Linked DNA regions of Homo sapiens: regions 1, 2 and 4 are each linked to region 3. The links are chromatin contacts, found by Hi-C or POLR2A ChIA-PET in ENCODE. All regions are on one chromosome and are shown on one strand. The core of a region is the stretch at or near the end of the contact, and the rest is flanking DNA. Distances in the headings are between cores, read along the strand shown. Region 1 holds the start of HCG20 (HLA complex group 20). Region 2 holds the start of HCG17 (HLA complex group 17). Region 3 holds the start of LINC02569 (long intergenic non-protein coding RNA 2569). Region 4 holds the start of RPP21 (ribonuclease P subunit p21).

Region 1 (2,856 bases), core at 191-2,690, 250 kb before region 3:
GGAGCGGGGCTGTGACTACTCTGACCAATAGGGTAGGAGGGAGGTGATGCAGATCAAAAAAAGATGAGGTTATAAAAAGAATGCAGCTGGGCACAGTGGCTCACACCTGTAATCCCAATACTTTAGGAGGCTGAGATGGACAGATTGCTTGAGCCCAGGAGTTGGAGACCAGCCTGGGCAACATAGTGAGACCCTGTCTCTACAAAATAATGATAATAATAATACAAAAATCAGCCAGGCATGTTGGCAGTAGCCCCAGCTACCAGGGAGACTGAGGCAGGAGGATCACTTAAGCCTGGGTAGTCAAGGCTGCAGTGAACCATGACTGCACCACTGCACTCCAGCCTGGGCAACAAGAGTGAAACTCCGCCTCAAAAAAAAAAAAAGCAGTTCATGCCTGGTTCCCTCACAGCAACCCAGCCACTATGCAAGAGAAACTCTAACTAGACCACAGGTAGAAACCCTGAGGTCCCTGAGCTAACTGCCAGCATCCACTGCAAAGTGTCTGCAGACGATTTCAGTCCCCCAGCTTTCGAGTCTTCCAGCTGCAGCCCCAGATAACATGGAGCAGAGACAAGCCATCCCCACTGCGGTGTGTCCAAATTCCTGGCCCACAGAATCCGTGAACGTAATAAAGGGTTGTCTCATGCCACAAAATTTTGAGGCAATTTGTTGGACAACAAAAAATAACCAGAACACAGAGGACAAGCCAGAATGAGCAGCACATAAGTCGAAGGAGAAAGTACCCTAGAGGTGTTAAGAGTTAGTCAGAATGGAAGGACATTAACTGTGGAAAGCATTACTAGACCTCACGTCACCATATGGTTTTGTACTCTGTCCTGCTGTGAAACTCTTCCTTCAAAGGCCACCAGCAACCCCCAAAGTGACAAATATACAAATTCCCTCTTGTTTAAACTATCATCTAGGCCTGCGCCATGGCTCACACCTATAATCCCAAAACTTTGGGAGGCTGAGGCAGCAGGATCATTTGAGCCCAGGAATTTGAGACCAGCCTGGGCAACACAGTGAGACCCCCAGTCTCTAAAAAAATGTTTAAAAAATTGGCTGGGAGTGGTGACATACACCTGTAGTATCAGCTACTCAAGAAGCTGAGGTGAGACGATCTCTTGAGCCTGGGAGGTCAAGGCTGCAGAGAGCTATGATCATGCCACTATACTCCAGCCAGGGTTACAGAGCAAGACCCTCTCTCCAAACAAACAAACAAACAAACAAACAAAAAAACCCTCACAAACAAACAAACAAAAAACCCTATCATCTGTGCGCCGAAGTCCCCCACTCCAATAGCTACATACCTAGTCCTATCTTTTCACCTGAACTCCTGTCTTGTAGCTCCAATTTCCCGCAGTCACATGCCAGTTCCTTATTTCTTTGCCACCTCAAATCCAACACAACCAAAATGGATTCACTATCATGGACACTGTTTGGGCTCAGGTCCTTTTCACCAGTGAGTCCACTCACTTTCCAGCTTTTGGGAATATCAGCTGATAACCACACACAATTGTCCCCTTTTCTGGAGAATTGCCCTGGGCCAAACAGGAGCCAAGCCCTCCTCCCTTGCACACACTCTGGACAGACTCCCAGTGGCTGCCTGACCTTAAAGCAGATCTACAAAACGCCAGCCCCCATGCCTCCAAGTGCAATTGACTGGTGCAATTTGCTGCCCTGAGCTTCCCCATGAGCTCAGGCTGAAGCTCACATCCTTGCTTAGCCTTTTTCCCTTCCCTATCCTGTTTTCTTCAGTCTTTCTCCTGAGAGCCTCCCGCAGTGTATCTCTTGAACAAAAGTCCCCACCCCAGGTTCTGCTTCAAGGTAGCCCAATCTAAAACACCTGCTGCCGAGTGCAGTGGCTCACACCTGCAATCCCAGCACTTTGGGAGGCCAAGGTGGGCAGATTGCTTTGAGCTCATGAGTTCAAGACCAGCCTGGAGACAGGCTGGACACAGCAAAATCTTGCCTCTTCAAAAGATACAAAAAAAAAATTAGCCTAGCTTTGTGGCATGCGCCTGTAGTCCCAGCTACTTGGGAGGCTGAGACAGGAGGATCGATCGCTTGAGCCCAGGAGGCAGAGGTTGCAGAAAGCTGAGATTGCACCACTGCACTTCAGCCTGAGTGACAGAGGAAGACCCTGTCTCGAAATAAAATAATAATAATAATAGGCCGGGTGCCGTGGCTCATGCCTGTAATTCCAGCACTTTGGGAGGCCAAGGTGGGCGGATCACTTGAGGTCAGGAGTTGGAGATCAGCCTGGCCAACATGGTGAAACCCCGTCTCTAGTAAAAATAAAGAAATTAGCTGGCCATGGTGGCACATACCTGTTACCCCAGCTACTCGGGAGGCTGAGGCAGGAGAATCACTTGAATCTGGGAGGCAGAGGTTGCAGTGAGCTGAGATTGCACCATTGCACTCCAGTCTGGGCAACAAGAGCAAAACTCCATCTCAAAAAAATAATAATAATAAATAAAACACCAACCAAGCCAAGTTTACTTTGTTTACCCTGTTGCTATGAGACCTGTCTCTCATCACCCCAGCCTACAACTCCCTTTCAGACCAGCCATCAGTTTGAATACATTTTCTAGCAAATGCCTCTCATTCTTCCTCCTCATTCCCATTGTCCCCATGTAATCACTGTTCAGGAAGTCAGGGACCCCAAACGGAGGGACCAGCTGAAGCCATGGCAGAAGAATGTGGATTGTGAAGATTTCATGGACATTTATTAGTTCCCCAAATTAATACTTTTATAATTTCTTATGCCTGTCTTTACTGCAATCTCTAAACATAAATTGTGAAGATTTCATGGACACTTATCACTTCCCCAGTCAATACCCTTGTGATTTC
Region 2 (2,700 bases), core at 133-2,632, 190 kb after region 3:
GCTGAAGGGCAAACTTCAGGGACAATCTCATTTTGTTTCTACCACTGTTCAGGGTCCCACCTTGCGACCCTCTCCTGAGAGGTTGTCCACAACTCTGTCCCACCCCCGTTCTCCATCTTCTTCCGCCAGATCTGGGGCTGGGGCATTGGAGAGGGGAAAGAGGAAACGTCGTGGCTGGCAGGGTAGGAAGGGATGCGTGTCCAGGTGAGAAAGAGGTGTGACGTGCAGATGGGATGCCCGCCGCTATGACGCTGCCGAGACCCGCGGTGACTGCGTCAGAGTTTCACCCGGGGAGGTGAGCAGCAGCGGGACGGGGGAACGGCGGGGTAGCCAAGCAACGCCGGACGCGCTGACGTCGCCGGGGCGGCAAAACGTCCGCCCGGGCCCGAGGCGGGCGGAGGCAGCTGTGGTTACGTGCGGGGGGCCGGTGACGCAGTCGCGGGGCGCTGGGACGCGGCTTGCGGAGCCGGCCGGCGAGCGCAGGCCCCAGGCTCGGGCGCGGCGGCGGGACAGCACCTACCTTCCCGGCTTCGGGTCCGGGAGTGCGGGGCGCGGAGCCGCCGGAGCGCTGCCTCCCTCCTTCCTCCTCCCCTCGCCCCCGCCCCGCGGCGCGACACACAATACTCGCCGGAAGCGGAAGCCGCGCCGAGGCTCGTGTCAGTGGAAGCTGGGGTGTCGGCGGGCGGCCGCGGCCGGGTCTAGCGGTGCCTGCGGAAGAAGGAGGAGGAGGGCTGGCGATGAGAAGCAGCAGGGGGAATCAAGGGCAAGAAGGGACCCAGAGGGGCAGGTGGCTGAGATGCTGGCGTCCAGGTGACCCGAGGAATCCTCTGGAGATACAGGCCCGCGCATGCGCGTGCTCGAGCGCTGAAGCCCATTGCCCGCAGGGCGCTGGACTGGCGCCCCGGCCGGCGAGGCTGTCTAGTCCAGGCTCCAGGCCCCGGCTCTGGCCAGGCGCCGCCGCCTCCCGGTGCAGCTGAAAGTCGACGAAGAGGGCGGGGCGGGGGCGGCTTGTGGACTTCCACACTTTTCCTCTCTTCGGGCCAGTCTGGGGAGAGGGTGGCTAGCTGTGGCGGCGGCCAATTACGTGGCGGACCTGCGGGGCTAAGCTGGCACGTCACTTCCGACTAGTGGAGTTTTTAGCCTTTTAACATTCAAGGATTAGGTAAGTTCTCCCCGCGGTAGACTTCAAATACTCTTTGTCCTGCCCCTGCTTGGCGAAATTTACCGAAATTATCTACCTATCCCGCTGGAGTGGGAGCCGGGGGAGAGCTGGAACCGCGTCTCTGCTGCTCACCTTTGTGTCCTTAGCTCCTTCGCATGGGGTCCGACCGCAACACGTGCGCTGGATAAACGCTTGTTAACTGGGTGAGAGCCAAGGCCTGTTCTTTCCACTTCTGGGGCTGTGACTTGAGTTTCTCCGCAGGAGCAGATAGTGTTTGTGTAGGGACTGCGGACTTTTGCATTACAGCCTCCCTGCTTTGCCCGCCTGCTGCTGGAAGCTTAGCAGGTCAGTGATTTTGGAGGAAGTGGGTGAGGTGATGAGGCTGGGGAAGAGTATGCTGGGAGAGGTGTGAGGGGCCCGGGAAGAGGTGATGGGGCTGGGGAGGGGCTAGTAGTGGGTAGAGGTGTGAAAAGGCTGAGGAGGAGGGGTTAGTGCTAGGAGGGGTGTGACACGGCTGGTAGAAAAGATAGCTTGCTCCGCCTCCCCGCCGCCAGCACTAGTCATGGAGAATATTCATTGAAAGAGATGAGCAGATTTTGCTGTACTCTCCTCGGTGAGAAAGGGCCCTAATTTCCGGTGTAAATTGTGCTGCTGTTTACAAACACCCTGCATTATTTAACCTCTCATCTTGGGAGCCAGAAACTATTTACTTGCTGAAAATATAATCCAGTATCTAAGGTATAAAGATTTGGGATCACACATGCTAATTACAGTTGTCTACCTTTACTGTTCCTTTTTTTGTGCCAAGAATTGAAGAAGATTAAATTTGAGAAAATTACATTTGATACCTTTTTTCACATTGCTATGTAGCCGTTAGGGATTTTAGCAGCAGCACTTGTTCTAATTCACAAGATGTCTCACTTGTAAGGGTAGTTTGAAAGCCACTAACTGGGCAGTGAGCCTCCTTAGCCGTGGCTTCGGAGGGAGAGAGAGATTTGGTTTTGATTTGTTAATTTGTGGCGCTTAAGATGTTGATAGCCCTCCTTTCTGGCTTTCTGTTTGTAGATAACCAGGAGGAATGTGATTAGACTAAGGAAATTAACAAGAGGAGGTCCAGTTCTAAGGACTGTGAAGAATGTGCTTGCCTAGAGACTGATATTAAGGGGATTTTATGCTGAATATGGAAGGAAAAAAGGGAGACTGTCTAGGTAAAACTATAAAATTATGAAGCGCAAGTAGTATGACATATAACAGGGCTTGGCAAATCTTTGCTGTAGAGAGCCAGAGAGGACATCTTTTTGGCCTTGTGGTCCATACTCAGCTTTCTCCTTGCAGTATGAAAACATCATTAGACAGTACTAAATGAAGGCTGGGCGCGGTGGCTCACGCCTGTAATCCTATCACTTTGGGAGGCCGAGGCGGGTGGATCACCTGAGGTCAGGAGTTTGAGACCAGCCTGGCCAACATAGCGAAACCCTGTCTCTACTTTTTAGTAGAGACAAAAATTAGCCGGGCGTGTGGCGCGTGTGGCGCGCACC
Region 3 (2,700 bases), core at 135-2,634:
AGTTTGAGACCACCCTGGCCAACATGGCAAAACCTTGTCTCTACTAAAAGTACAAAAATTAACTGGGCATGGTGGTGGGTGCTTGTATTCCCAGCTACTCAGGAGGCTGAGGCAGGAGAATCACTTGCATCTGGGAGGCAGAGGTTGCAGTGAACCCAGATCGCGCCACTGCACTCTAGCCTGGGCAACAAGAGTGCAACTTCGTCTCAAAAAAATAAATAAAGAAAAATAAAATGAAACCTCCAATTAAAAGGAGAAATTCAACCAGGTGCAGTGGCTCACGCCTGTATCCCAACACTTTGGGAGGCCAAGGTGGGTGGATCGCTTGAGGTCAGGAGTTCGAGACCAGCCTGACCAACATGGTGAAACCCCATCTCTACTAAAAATACAAAAAATTAGCTGGATGTGGTGGTGCACACCTGTAGTCCCAGCTACTCGGGAGGCTGAGGCAGGAGAATTGTTTAAACTTGGGGCGTGGAGGTAGCAGTGAGCCGAGATCACGCCATTGCATTCCAGCTTGGGTGACAGAGCGAGACTCAGTCACAAATAAATAAATAAATAAATAGGCCAGGTGCGGTGGCTCACGCCTGTAATTCCAGCACTTTGGGAGGCCGAGGTGGGCGGATCACCTGAGGTCAGGAGTTCGAGACCAGCCTGCCCAACATGGTGAAACCCCATGTCTACTAAAAATACACACACAGACACAAAATAGCCAAAATTAGCCAAAAAATTATAAATAAATAAAATAAAAAGATAAGTTGCACACTCAGGAGGCTGAGGCAGGAGACTCGCTTGAACCCAGGAGGTGGAGGCTGCAGTGAGCCGAGACCACGCCATTTCACTCCAGTCTGGGCGACAAAGCAAGACTCTGTCTCAAAAAAAAAAAAAAGACAAATTCAGCAGAAGCATTGCTTGAGTAACACGGAAACTCAGAACCAGGAAACTGAAGGCGGTTACTCCACATACATCTGGGGCAATAAGTGAGCTGTTCCAGCGCGGCTTACGCTGTGGGCGGAGGCGGGCAGGAAATTCACTTACAAGTCTGTGCCAGGAAACAGGAAGAAGGTGCCTCCTGTGATACAAGATACAGACGTAGTCTCCTATCCAGGAAACAGGGACAGAGCCGCAGACCAGATAAAGATACGACCAACATTTTTCATTAAATATTCTCAACGGATTATTTACATTTTTTCTAGAAAAGTAAAATTTAAACCTGAATACATTTGATAACTATGGAATGTGAGCATTCACGTATGCTTGTGACCTGGTTCCTCTACGCTTCAGGGGTCGCCCTGGTCCCAAAGCGCTTCCTGCCGCTCCCACTTCCTCTGTTTTCACCGGAGGGGCAGCCACAGTTCTCGGCTGAGAGAAACTCGGTCGTTCTGTTTACCTCGTGAATGATTGGCTACAGATCCCAGAGAGGAAATAGGGACCCACCCCTCAGTTGTTATGCAATCTGGGGCGGAGTCCGGGGTCCATAGCCTTTCTGAGGGTAACCTGAGCGGGAGAAGTTGTTGCGCCTGATCTCAAACAGCCTTTCGCACGGAAAAGGATTCCTAAAAGTGGGGTTACTCCTCCACAGCAATAGCGTCCTTAAAATAGGGGCTCCCGGCTGGGCGCGGTGGCTCACCCCTGTAATCCCAGCACTTGAGAGGCCAAGACAGGCGGATCACCTGAGGTTGGGAGTTCGAGACCAGCCTGAACAACATGGAGAAACCCCCTCTCTACTAAAAATACAAAATTAGCCGGGTGTGGTGGCGCATGCCTGTAATACAAGCTACTCGGGAGGCTGAGGCAGGAGAATCGCTTGAACCTGGGAGGCGGAAGTTGCGGTGAGCCGAGATGGCGCCATTGCACTATAGCCTGGGCAGCGGCAAGAGCGAAACTCCGTCTCAAAAAAAAAAAAAAAAAAAAAACTATATATCTATCTATCATCTATCTATCTATCTATCTATCTATCTATCTATCTATCTATCTAGGCTGCCGGTGAGGACGTGAGGCACGTGCCACTGAGCCACTGAGAATTTACCCCCCTGGGCAAGTCTGTGAGGCCAGGGCCCCTAGGGAAAAAAGCCTTTCCCAGATTTTAGGGCTCATATGCCTGCAGTGGGTTGGTAGGGATCGGGGAAGATGATGAGGTTGGGATAAGGAAGTGGTACCAATAGAAAGACTAAGCAAACCAAACCAAATCAAACTTTCCCCTTTCCATCCCTGTCCTCCTCTTTGCAATCCCATTTGGGTGGCTGAAGGCAGACCCTGACCAGAGCCATCCTTGCCGGCTTCTTTTGTCTTGCTCTGTGGGGAAACGAGTGAAGAAAAAAGCAGAAGGAAAGGCAAGTGAAATGGAGCCCTCTGTGAAGAACTACGACTAGGGTCACACAGAGCAAAATTCCTAGCCTTCCTTTGAGGAGTAGCCGTATTTCCATTTAAAAAGGACCCACTTTATGCAAGATTCAGGGCTGGGAATTGGTCCTTCCTGCCTCAAGAATTTCAAAGACTTCTAGAGGAGAGTGTCCAAAGACAGACAAGAAAGTGGCCAGTGCCCTGAAGAAAGTCAGGGGGTCCAGGGGAGTGTGAACCCTGAATATCTGAGACAGGTCTCAGTTAATTTAGAAAGTTTATGTTGTCAGGGTTGAGGATGTGTGTCGGTGACACAGCCTTAGGAAGTCCTGATGACATGTGCCCAAGTTGGTCAGGGCA
Region 4 (2,742 bases), core at 54-2,553, 170 kb after region 3:
GTACGGTCCAGCGCTGTCCCCTGCAGCCTAGGGTGAACATGGGAAAAAGACTGTCCACGTTTAGAAGTAACGGTCTCTTGCTGCCAGTTTTGCCTCCAGTGTTTTTCAGTAGGTATCCCCGCTCCCCCACCACACCCCCAATTTGAATGCACATTTGATGGTGTCAGGCCTCGGCATAAGCTCCATCGATTTCCTGGAACTCTTTAAGATAAAGTTCAAACTCCCTAACAAGACTTCAAGAACTGGCCTGTTTCCCCCTCCAGTCTCATGTTTTGCCCTCCTACCTCAAACTCCAGCCTCCTGAACTCTCATTTCTTTGACAGCACCACAAGCTCTCTTGTCTCAGAGTCTGCACACATGCCTAGAATTTCCATCTCTCACTCCCTTTGCTTATCATAAACTTCGCCACCACTGGCATGAGTAAGTGAGCATTCTACTCCCCCAGTTAATCTTTTTCTACACCATTTTGTTTCTTAGTCTGTCCCATCAGACCGTAATTTCAATGAGAATAATGAATCTAGCACAGTACCTGACACATTTTAGAAAATAAGTATTTGCTTAATAAATGAATGGTGATGGGAATCGTCCTCCACAAAGCCGAACAACATCTATTATTGTGCATGGGTGGGGTTGCCTCTTAAAAGTTATTATTTATTGCCCACACTGGAAGAAAAAAAAAAAAAACAGCCGAGCCCAAACCCTAGTTTGTGCAAGTGGCGTTAGGAACTTAATCCAAACCCGAAGAAGGAAGACTCCTGCGAATCCCACACCCAACATCCATCTACAGTGAGAAAGGCGCTGTTGGCCTCCAGTGCCCGCCCCCCACCCCGCCCCCCTCCGCGCCCCCAATGCTCCGCAGTCTTCCACCTCCGTTGGAGCACTCACGTCTCTGGCGCTGGGTGCAGGTGAGGCCCGGGACGAGGAGGGAAGAGCAGCCTCGACAGAGAGTCCTCTTCACCGAGGGATCCCTGGGGGCGGAGGAGGATAGTGGTCTGGCGCCCGCGCTCCCTCTCGCGTTCCTCCCGCGTCCCGCCCGCCGCCCGCCCCGTGGCTGTCTCACCGCCGCAAGACGAGCCGCTTCGCAATGGTCCTCTCAGTGTAGCAGTAAAACCTCGCCAGCGCCTGGTTCTCGGGGTCCTGGGCAAGGACACAATGGGCGGCCTGCGGGAGGGGAGCAGTCACTCTGGGACGCCGAGCACCGTCCCCGTGGGGCCCTTGTCGCAGACTCACCTGGTACAGGAAGTTGAGCCTCTGGAAGGCCTCGCGGTCCTTCACCGGCCCCGCCATCACCGCCGCGCTCCAGGGCCTCCCGCAGCCCCACCCCTCGCACAGCCCCGCCCGGGCGTCCGCGCGAGGCCTCCTGGGAAACGTAGTCCCCGCGCCCTCGGGAGCCTCCCGGAGGCCTCACAAACTCATCGGTTTCTAAACACAACCCCAGCAATCCATGCCCAGGGTCCCTTTATGAATTTTCAGTGCTTTTGTCTTCCTCAAGCTCATGACCAATTATATCACCTAGAGACCTAGTGGAGCAGGTGAGGATCTTAAATCGGCCATTTTCAGGACAGAAGGCTGGTCTCTTTATGTAGCTACGTTGGGGAGATGGTTATGTGCAATTTATACCCAGCTAGAGCTTCTGCCCTACTCTCCTGAGGTCCGAGGCAGATGCCTGTAAGATCTACAGACGGAAGGCACAGAGGTAATACATTAAAAAAAAGCACTGGTGCCAGTGGGGGTGAAAGTGGGAAGGATCATGAGGGTGCTGGAGGGAGGGAAAAGGACTCCCGGTCCTCAGAAAGCACAGTTTACTCCTACTATTCCACCTACCAAAGAAACACACTTCCTGTTATGCAGTGCTGGACACACAGTAGGTGATCCTCACTTTCTGAGTGAATGGTTTCTAACTCCTAGGCTTAGGTACAGCACAGAAATCTGTCAACAGCATCCCCTGCCCCTGAAACTTCACCCCACTCCCCACACTGACATTCACCTCACACCCCTCCCTCTGACCTCTTCTATCTTCCAGTTCTTCTGTCTGGTGTCCTGTGACTCATAGTGACTATCAGTTACTGAAGTCAGAAGCAGAGGGACATGAATTGGAGGGGTAGAAGATCAATGAACCCTGAGATGGGGAGGGCAGCATAAGTCAGGAGAGGATGACTTCTCTCCAATTTCAGACCCAGTGCCAGGCGGGGACAGACAAGCAGGGCTCCAGCTGGGAGGAAGGACATGGCTGAAACCTCCTCTGGAACTAGTTTCACAAGGGTTTTCGGACTCAAATGAGAGTGGTGTGTTTAAAATGTAGATGTAGGCTGGGCACGGTGGCTCACACCTGTAATCCTAGCACTTTGAGTGGCTGAGGCAGGTAGATTACTTGAGTTCAGGAGTTCGAGACCAGCCTGTCCAACATGGCAAAACCCTGTCTCCACTAAAATTAGCCGGGTGTGGTGGTGCATGGCTATAGTCCATAGTAATCCCAGCTACTCTGGAGGCTGAGGCAGGAGAATTGCTTGAACCTGGGAGGCGGAGGTTGCAGTGAGCTGAGATCACCACTGTACTCCAGCCTGGGCGACAGAACGAGACTCTGTCTCATAAATAAAATGTAGATGTCCGGCCCACCCCAGACCTTGACTAACCACTAAGGGTGAGACCCAGGAACATGCATGTCTAACACCCAGTGATTCTTACACATCAGTACAAGGCTGTCACCAAATTACCACACAACACAGAGATCACTTCAGTGGA

The links. A loop is a pair of places that touch in the nucleus more often than their neighbours do. ChIA-PET counts read pairs that join two places held with the same protein, here RNA polymerase II (POLR2A). Pooled maps may share reads with other maps.
Region 1: a pooled map shows a loop between it and region 3 (3-fold over the local background). The contact joins the promoter of HCG20 here to the promoter of LINC02569 in region 3. A Hi-C loop is called at or near these places in 5 of 50 pooled maps. POLR2A ChIA-PET finds 5 or more read pairs at or near these places in 4 of 52 experiments (activated T-cell, activated naive CD4-positive, alpha-beta T cell and naive thymus-derived CD8-positive, alpha-beta T cell).
Region 2: a loop to region 3 is called in a pooled map, with 7 times the contacts of the local background. The contact joins the promoter of HCG17 here to the promoter of LINC02569 in region 3. A Hi-C loop is called at or near these places in 9 of 50 pooled maps. POLR2A ChIA-PET finds 5 or more read pairs at or near these places in 4 of 52 experiments (A549, GM12878, Panc1 and 1 more).
Region 4: a pooled map shows a loop between it and region 3 (5-fold over the local background). The contact joins the promoter of RPP21 here to the promoter of LINC02569 in region 3. A Hi-C loop is called at or near these places in 1 of 37 single-sample maps with no recorded cell type and 7 of 50 pooled maps. POLR2A ChIA-PET finds 5 or more read pairs at or near these places in 1 of 52 experiments (activated T-cell).

Annotation. Positions count from the first base shown.
Region 1 is chr6:30,765,409-30,768,264 of GRCh38, reverse strand. HCG20 (HLA complex group 20) reads right to left here and starts at 1,440. Exons shown (of 4, transcript NR_138037.1): 1 at 1,314-1,440.
Region 2 is chr6:30,324,816-30,327,515 of GRCh38, reverse strand. HCG17 (HLA complex group 17) reads left to right here and starts at 1,382. Exons shown (of 5, transcript NR_052012.1): 1 at 1,382-1,507. It overlaps TRIM39 (tripartite motif containing 39), which reads right to left and starts at 589. Exons shown (of 8, transcript NM_001369521.2): 1 at 521-589. It overlaps HCG18 (HLA complex group 18), which reads left to right and starts at 360. Exons shown (of 3, transcript NR_102327.1): 1 at 360-1,365. RefSeq lists an enhancer at 1,910-2,553.
Region 3 is chr6:30,514,950-30,517,649 of GRCh38, reverse strand. It overlaps LINC02569 (long intergenic non-protein coding RNA 2569), which reads right to left and starts at 1,384. Exons shown (of 2, transcript NR_149088.1): 1 at 1,039-1,384.
Region 4 is chr6:30,343,717-30,346,458 of GRCh38, reverse strand. RPP21 (ribonuclease P subunit p21) reads right to left here and starts at 1,303. Exons shown (of 5, transcript NM_024839.4): 1 at 1,231-1,303; 2 at 1,061-1,161; 3 at 886-968; 4 at 1-27. The coding sequence starts at 1,287. It overlaps TRIM39-RPP21 (TRIM39-RPP21 readthrough), which reads right to left. Exons shown (of 10, transcript NM_001199119.1): 7 at 1,061-1,161; 8 at 886-968; 9 at 1-27. TRIM39 (tripartite motif containing 39) reads right to left here. Exons shown (of 8, transcript NM_001369521.2): 8 at 2,730-2,742.